3 separate regions of the Homo sapiens genome follow, and all the other regions are linked to region 2. Evidence: chromatin contacts called from ENCODE Hi-C or POLR2A ChIA-PET data. All regions are on one chromosome and are shown on one strand. The core of a region is the stretch at or near the end of the contact, and the rest is flanking DNA. Distances in the headings are between cores, read along the strand shown.

The links. A loop is a pair of places that touch in the nucleus more often than their neighbours do. ChIA-PET counts read pairs that join two places held with the same protein, here RNA polymerase II (POLR2A). Pooled maps may share reads with other maps.
Region 1: a map of ascending aorta shows a loop between it and region 2 (2.3-fold over the local background). The contact joins the enhancer-like site here to the promoter of SH3RF1 in region 2. A Hi-C loop is called at or near these places in 1 of 168 maps with a recorded cell type or tissue (ascending aorta), 2 of 37 single-sample maps with no recorded cell type and 3 of 50 pooled maps. POLR2A ChIA-PET finds 5 or more read pairs at or near these places in 1 of 52 experiments (H1).
Region 3: a pooled map shows a loop between it and region 2 (3-fold over the local background). The contact joins the promoter of HPF1 here to the promoter of SH3RF1 in region 2. A Hi-C loop is called at or near these places in 1 of 37 single-sample maps with no recorded cell type and 5 of 50 pooled maps. POLR2A ChIA-PET finds 5 or more read pairs at or near these places in 3 of 52 experiments (GM10248, GM12878 and activated T-cell).

Annotation. Positions count from the first base shown.
Region 1 is chr4:168,853,131-168,855,830 of GRCh38, reverse strand. The region is part of intron 10 of PALLD (palladin, cytoskeletal associated protein); the gene reads right to left. LOC102723331 (a long non-coding RNA gene) reads left to right here. Exons shown (of 2, transcript XR_007058358.1): 2 at 1-2,700. Among named protein-coding and RNA genes, the nearest start is that of CBR4, 160 kb to the left of the region's middle. Within about 2 kb of position 1,295, at least 11 of the 41 ENCODE cell types and tissues checked have a DNase peak (open chromatin) inside an H3K27ac peak, as active enhancers do; they include ascending aorta, where a contact is called at or near this core.
Region 2 is chr4:169,269,572-169,272,271 of GRCh38, reverse strand. It overlaps SH3RF1 (SH3 domain containing ring finger 1), which reads left to right and starts at 1,316. Exons shown (of 12, transcript NM_020870.4): 1 at 1,316-1,413. RefSeq lists silencers at 686-835, 876-1,635, 1,876-2,095.
Region 3 is chr4:169,756,549-169,759,248 of GRCh38, reverse strand. It overlaps HPF1 (histone PARylation factor 1), which reads left to right and starts at 1,305. Exons shown (of 8, transcript NM_017867.3): 1 at 1,305-1,419. The coding sequence starts at 1,372. It overlaps LOC107986240 (a long non-coding RNA gene), which reads right to left and starts at 1,186. Exons shown (of 3, transcript XR_001741529.2): 1 at 1,025-1,186. RefSeq lists an enhancer at 1,388-1,457.

The sequences.
Region 1 (2,700 bases), core at 46-2,545, 420 kb after region 2:
CTAGACTGTGAAGATGAAATGTGGTAGTACATGTGAAGTATTTTGAGCAATGTTCAAGCATGCCTTTGATAAATGTGAGCTATTAGTATTCAGGACGGTCATGTAAATAATTCAGTGTCCAAATGTGGGCCCTTTAATCTGGGACAAAGGCTGAACTATATAGAACTCTAGACAACTGGCAGATTGACTGTCCTGGGGAAAAGGGAACACGTAGCCATCCCATTCATATTACATAATGTCAAGGTCACACACTGCACAGACAGACTGACTTACCAAAATTAACAAAATTTGTGTATCACTGGGTACTAGAGTGTATAAGAGATCAGATGGAATAAGAAAGCCTTAATTAAAAAATCATGAATTATAATTTAAAGCATTTAAGATAGACGTACCACTTACATGTTAATCACTCATTTTGCTGAACTTAGAACATTCCTTTTCAGGCTGGGCGAGGTGGCTCACACCTGTAATCCCAGCACTCTGGGAGGCCGAGGCGGGTGGATCACGAGGTCAAGAGATCGAGACCATCCTGGTCAACATGGTGAAACCTTGTCTCTACTAAAAATACAAAAATTAGCTGGGCGTGATGGCATGTGCCTGTAATCCCAGCTACTTTGGAGGCTGAGGCAGGAGAATCGCTTGAACCCGGGAGGCGGAGCTTGCAGTGAGCCAAGATCGCGCCACTGCACTCCAGCCTGGCAACAGAGTGAGACTCCGTCTCAAAAAAAAAAAAAAAAAAAAGAACATTCCTTCTCAGCATTATCCCAAATATATTGTAAAGTTTAGTTTAAATTATTTTTACAGTGTTTTCATCCTTCTTCATGGCCTCCTTCCCACAAATATCAGGAAAATGGGAACTGATGAGGAGAGTAACATTAAATAAAAAGGGAAGTACAAGTAATTTTATTGTTGTGCTCAGCACAGACGGACCCAATTACAGTCCTACAAGTACCTGGGTTGCTTCCCTCCTGACCTGGAGAACAGTCCCCTGGTACACTGTCATTGTGGAAACAGAGAAAACACATCTGTTAAAAATGAGCTTTAGTGGAAAAAATTCAGCTGGCATTCTCTTTTCCTCTCTGTCGTCCTTTTTTAATAGCACTCTTATGTAAGGTCGTTACTATATATAGTAGAGAACAGGGAGCTGTGATTTGACCTGTACAGAGGCAGTCAGATATGGGCCATTTCCTACCTTGGTGGGCCCAAAGGCAGCTGAACCTGCTGGACAGCAGGAGCGGCGGCACCTGGAACCCTTGCTCTTTGAGACCTCAGCACAGCTGCACGGCTGTTCTCTTCTTGCATCTTCAGCTTCCCACCTACAAAATCGGCACAGGGCCTACTTCTGATCTAACTCATTGGGGATGCCTGTGGAACCTCAGAGAACATCTGGGAAACATTTTTTTGGCTTTGTCAATACGTATTTTTCCTCTGTATATCCATCCAAGATTTATGCAAGAGCTAGAATTGTAACATTCCAGTCTAAGAAACCTAGACCGTCCTACCATCCCTGACCAGCTTGTCCAAGCAAGATAACTGCTTGTTTATTGTCTTTTTCTCCCACTACCAGTCTTTCTCAAGAGCAGAGTTCACATCTATTCTGTTCAACAATGTATTATCTTAGATACAGCATACCATCCATGAATGAATGAATGAATGAATGAATGAATGACTCCATGAGTAAACAGAGGCAGTAGTAGCAAACATTTACTGAACACTTACCAGGAGACTCTAGACAAATTTAATCTTTCGTACCTCTGTTTTCTCATCTATGTAATGGGGTAATAATAGAACCCACAGAGTAGGGCTGTTGCAGAGATTAAAAGAGAATAGTGCTTAGTTGTTACTGGAATCCTCTCTTCCTCTTTAGTCAGTGGCACCATCCCTGATCCTGTTTCACAAGTCAGAACCGCAGAAGTCAGAGCTGCCTGTCTCCATCCGTCTCATCTCAACCATCATGAGTCCTGCCTTTCCCTCTCCTACACTTCTCCCACACGCTGTTCTCTTCCATGCAGCCAGTTTCAAAAACCACATGGAATCCTGTGACTCTTGACTTCCCTGTCCCCAGTGACTTTCGCTTGCTCTTGGGATCAACTCCAAATTCCTTCACCTGGCCCACCAGGCCTGGTCGCCCCCTGTAGCCTCTTCTTTTCTCCCTCCCACCCCCATTCTCAGAGTCTCAGCCCTTCCCTTCAATGTGCGATTCCTCCTGACTGCACACCTGTCTCTGTCTCCCATTTAGCCTTCAGATGTCAGGTCAAACATCACTTCCTGAGGCTCTTTCCTCAGGCCTCCAAACCACACGAGGTCTTTCAGTTTCCTGCCCTCAGAGGTTGTGGCACATTTTTTTCGCAGCATCTGCCACACCAGCACTCCTTACATGTCTTTTATCTGGTCTCTAATAATTCCACGCACCCAGGCCCTTGAGGGTCTTTTCTAGCTTTGGTAAAATGCGAGCTGGGAGGGAGGATGCTGACAGAGGAGTGAGTAAAGGCTGGTCTAGAGGGCATCTGAGAGCTTCTGTGGACTTCTTCTAGAAGGACCATTGATCATCTGTAAAACAACCTGTATTTGACTTTTAAGGCCAAAATTTCTAAGGAAAAAAATGTCTGTACACACATGGGAAAAGCTAGTAATTATGCTGGCTAAAAGAAAAAGTTACTCTGTGAGATGCTCATATATGAAGTCCTCTCAGATGTTGCT
Region 2 (2,700 bases), core at 67-2,566:
TTAGCTGTGGCCCTAGCTGGAGACTAGAGGATAAACTGAGACTCCTCGTCAAATCATAAACCTAGTTGGTGGCTGGGCAGAGATTTCTTGCATCATCTGTTGTAACCCTTTCTTCTTATAACCACCTAGTTTCTGCCCACCTTTGAGGAGGGGTATTTGGGATAACTTTTTGTAAATTGATGGTAAATGCAAATATAGTAATGTCAACTTTAGATCAGTGACAAAATTTTAACTTGCTTCTCCACTAAATCGAGACTGAAAAACCTCAAAACCTATGGACAAGATGTTTTTCAAAACTCCACTTCGGTTTACAGGTGTGTGCTTGGGGCAACCAAAACAAAGATTACTGCGATGATGGCAGCCACCCAGGCTCAGATAAAAGAGGCGCCTCTCAGCGTGCTTTGCGGTGCCAGCCCACCTGAGGTCAGACTCAATTCTCCCCACTTAGGGCAGGGATAACAGAGCCCCCGAGCCTGGGTTGGAAGTCCGTACTACCGTTTTCCTAGTCTTGGGCTTTGGGGTCAGCGGTCCTCCAGGCTTGCTCCGGTTTGGGTCCTGGGGTGACTGATGGCTGGGTGCGGACAGGTGGCCGCGGCACTGTCCCCATCGATTCACCACGCCGCTCTCGGCCCTAAGGGGCAACACTTCGCTCCGACTCTACCAAGTAAGTGTCCGGGGTGGGCAACCAGACGCAAAGCGCAGCGGGATCGGTTCCCGCCAGGGCTGCTCCCGCCGCCTCCGCGGACCCAGCCCCTCCCGCGCCGCGACTCGCCCAGCCTGGGGAGGAAGGGTCCGTCCAGGGCTCCCAGCCCCGCCGGGGGGAGGAGGAGGCGGCGGGACCCTGTCCCGGGGCTTCTTCCTGCTTCCCCCAGCCTCCACTCCCGCCGCCTTCCCGTCCGGTGGCTCCATTTTTCAGGCGCGTTCTCCTCAGGGAGAAGGCGTCCGTCCCCGAGCCTTCCCCTCGTAGTCCCCTGGGGGCCCCGCTCCCCATCCTCTAGGCTCTTGCAGCGCCCCCTCAGGCCGCCGCCCCAATCCCGCCCCCGGGCTCCGGCGGGGTACTGGGCGCAGGTCACCTCAGCGCGGGAGGCCGGCGCGGCGGCGGGTGGCTCCGAGAGGTGCCGCGCCCGCTCCCGGGGAAGGCGCTGTGGCGCGGGGCCGCCCCCTTGCGCCCCGGGCGCCGGCTGCGTCCCGGCCTCCTCCTCCTCTTCCTCCGCCCTCCTTGGCTGGGAAAGTGGGAGGCGGCGGCGGCGGCGTGGTGTGTGTGCGCGCGTGAGGGGGGCAGCAGAGAGGAGTCTCCCGGTGCCGCCGCGGCGTCAGAGACACTGCGAGCGGCGAGCGCGGTGGGGCCGCATCTGCATCAGCCGCCGCAGCCGCTGCGGGGCCGCGAACAAAGAGGAGGAGCCGAGGCGCGAGGTAGGGCGCGCGGCCGGCGCGGGGTCGACGGGGACCCAGCGTCGGCGGACCCCTAGCCGCGGAGAAGGCGGTGGTCTCGACATTCCCCCATCCCCGCCCTGGGTCGGTCTCTCTCTCCCCTCGCCCTCGGGTCCCCGTGGGCCGGGAATCAGGACCTGCGGAAGCGGAGCAGCCCGCGGCCTCTGCCTTCTCCGGGCAGGAAGCTGCCAGGGCTCCGTGCCGCGGTCTCCCCGGGCGCAGCCCAGCACCCCCTGCTTCCCGGATGGCGCGGTCTCTCTGGGGACTGTCGCCTTATCTTGGCTGGGCTAGAAAGCTGCTTCCCCGTGGCACTCTGTGGGGCTGAGTTTCGCAACTTAAGCCTGCGCATTTATTTTTAAGTCCTTGAAAACTTCCCGCAGTCGTGTAGAGGGATTTGTGTCCCCGGCCTGAGCTAAAGGGAGGCGGAGATGAGGGAGGCTGTAGGGTGAGATCCCCACGCCGGGACCGGCCGGGCCGCAGCCCCAGGCCGCGACCGGCTCCTGCCGGGTGCCGCCGACACCTGGCCCCGGGGTGTGTCTGCGGCGAGCGGCCGCCGCGCCTCCCTGCGGGCTTGGGAGTACCTGTGCTTGGCGCCGTGGGAGCGGGGGTGCAGCCCTGGGGCTCCCCCGCTCCGGCTTTGTCAAGAACAGCTGTTAATGCTCCCAGCCAAATCTTTTTACTCCCGTTCTCCTGGGCATTCACTTTTACATTTATTTTGGCGGTGGGGGGAGAGCGGCGCAGTAAGTGGCTTGCTTTTTCCTGAATGGCCTCATTTTCATATGCCCACAGTTTCCAGTCCAACCTTCCATTGTCGAATTCTTTTGGTGATAATTTTGCCAGCTTTTCTGAATGGGATTAGGACAGGCCGTTCAGAAATGTGTTTCAGAGTTTATCAACTACTGCCCTGAAGGGCGCTTTTCTGTTTTAGCTGCTTTCAAGCAAATCTGTGTCTTTTAGAATTGTCAACCTTCAGCTCTTTTTGGTTGGGCAAAATTAAACAGTTCTATTTTTAATAACAGCGAAGAAACATATGTATTTAATATTGGGATCATTTACCACGAGCGATTACATGAGGCATGGTTTCTTAAACGCTAAAGTGGCTTAAAAAAGGGAATTTAGTTGGATATAAAAGTAAATTTCAGGTAGAGGAAACTTTCAATGGCCTCTGTCAGCTTCTCCTATGAGTTGAAGACTTTATTAAGGCAGCTGATACCACTTTCAGAGCTTAAGAAATTATGTTCCTTATTGCACTTCATAAATCCTTCTGCG
Region 3 (2,700 bases), core at 56-2,555, 490 kb before region 2:
AAAAAAAAAATTAGCTGGGCGTGGTGGCGGGCGCCTGTAGTCCCAGCTACTCCGGAGGCTGAGGTAGGAGAACGGTGTGAACCCGGGAGGTGGAGCTTGCAGTGAGCTGAGGTGGCACCACTGCACTCCAGCCTGGGCAACAGAGCGAGACTCCGTCTCAAAAAAAACAAAACAAAACAAAACAAAACAAAAAACACTGGAAACAGAGAAAAGATCCTAAAGCTTCTTGAGACAAAACAAAACAGAAAGGAAAGCAGGTTACATATCAAGAAATTTAGTGACCTGTGAAGGAGAAGGAAATATAACGACATAGTTTCTTAACAATTCTGGAAGCTAAAATATTGCGGAGCAAGCCCTCCAATATTCCGAGTGAAAGTTATTTTCAACCTAGAACTGTGCTCAGCCAGAATAAAAACATTTCCAGACATGCACACTCTGTGGGAAAAAAGACCTGGCAGCAACCTCTCTCAAGGAACTATTGGCGGATATGTTCCACAACATGAGGGTATATAATCAAGAAAAAGGAACACCCAGATTGAGGAAATAGAGAACTCATCTCAGGAATGAGGAATAAGACCTTCCCAGGATGGATGTGAAGGAGGTCCAAGGACATCAGTTGAGAGTTGTGCCTTCCAAATTTTATGTGCATAGGAATTACCAGGGGATCTTGTTGCGATGCAGATATTGATTCAGTAAGTCTGGGTAAGGCCTGAGATTTGGCGTTTTAACAAATTCCCTCAGGATGCTGAGGCCGCTGGTTCAGGGACTACACTTTGCATATCAGCGGTGTAGAGGAAAAACAGTCCAAATTGTACCAAGAAGACGACGGTACAGAGACAGAGACCGACAGACATTTATTTCCTTCTTGGAGACAATCGGGAATGAATTAGTGTAAGCCAATAACCGTACAGTAGGGTAGGGAGAGGGATGGAGGAGAAGGAGAAAAGGATTAATATTTTAAGTAAATATAAATGAAGAAAAAACAAGGAAGGGGCTGTATTGAGAACAGCCGCATACATCCAACCTTGCCTCTAGTAGACACCTGAAGAGGAAGGTTGGACCACTCTAAGGATTCAGATTCAGTAGTCTGGGGGGTCTCTGGAGCGACCCTGGAAGATGCTCCAGAAAGCCTAGATGCAGACTACGCTGACAGAAGACGCTCCTTGCACGCGCCCAGCACGGGAGTGGGCGGGGCCTCAACGCGTCCGGTGCCAGGTCTCAGGGGGCGGGGAATGGGCGGAGCCTTTCCCCTAAATTGGCGAGCCCGGGCGGCGCTGAAATTCGGCTTGGAGGCTTTTGAACCCGGAAGCGGTTGGCGGCGCTCGGAAGCGGCCGCGGATCGGGGAATTCTGCTGGCGCTGCAGCTGCAGAATGGTCGGCGGTGGCGGGAAGCGCAGGCCCGGCGGAGAGGGGCCGCAGGTACTGCCGGAAAGGCTGTGCGGGCTACGCGGGGCGCTTTGGGTGACAGCCAGGGCACCAGGAGGCAGCGCTTTTCATTCATCCAGTGACTATTAAGCTTGCTGTGTGTCCAGGGGCTGCGGTTTGCTGCGGGGATCCTGCCCAGGGCCGCTGTTTCGCGCTCTGCAGGGGGTTGGACCAGGAAAGTAGCTCCTCTGCATCTTCTGCCCAGCTCCTCTTGGAGCATTTCCTGGGGAAACGGATTAAGCCAACCAATGGTTCATTCGCCCAGCCAGATTGATTGGGAACCGATTACATACCTGACATTCTGTGGGGCGCTGCGGATTTGGGGGTCAACCTGCTTGCTCCTGCTGCTTGTTGAGCCCTCGGCCTGGGGAGGAGGGGCACAAGCAAATATGCATTCTACTGTGACTTTTTTGTTTGGGATTATAACGCTGGTGTGTAGAAAGTGCTATGGAAACACTGAAGGAGGATTTAACAAGTCCCAGGGGGTGTTAAAGAAGACTTTTAAGACAACTCTTTGAAAATTGGTTTTGAAGGCAGAGAAGTAAGATTCTGAGACATAAAACTGTAGGAGATGTTTGGGCGTAGCGGAGCGTTCGGCTTGGCTGGAGCCAGGGAAATGGGAAAATAAGAGGGACCTGATCATAAAAGCACTACTGAGAGGGGAGGAGGAGAGAGTGTGTGCATTCTCATACTTTACTACGATTTCGGAAGTTCTGTAACCACTACAGTAGCAATAAGGGGAATCAGGAAAGAAGTGCCATTGTGATAACTAAAGTTTTAGAAAAGTTACTCTGGTAGTGTCATAAATCGGACAGGGTGAGACATTCTTAGAGGGCTTAACTAACTGTTAAAGGGCCATCGGTATAGGCATCCTTCATATTGGGTCATGCATTCTAGGAAGACCAGGGTAAAGAAGAAGTGTAGCCTCTGAAGGGGACAGCTGTTCTAAATCCTAGTTGTTAGGGCTATGGAGATGCTGAACTAGTGTGTGAGTAAAGGCACAGCTGAAAAAATTCTCTTTTTGAAGGTGCAGTGAAGAACTGCTTTGGTGGAGTGATGTGCTTAACTAGAAATACAATAACAGAAATGAAGATGAGTCTGTAGAGACTATAACCGTAATGGCCAGCATTTGTATATTATGTGCTAGGACCGTTCTGTGTATTTTTACATATAATAACATTCCTTGTAACAACCCCGATATAGGCACTGTATGCCCTTTTTGCAGATGAGAAAACAAAGCACAGAGAGGTTAAGTAACTTGCCTAAGGTTGGAAA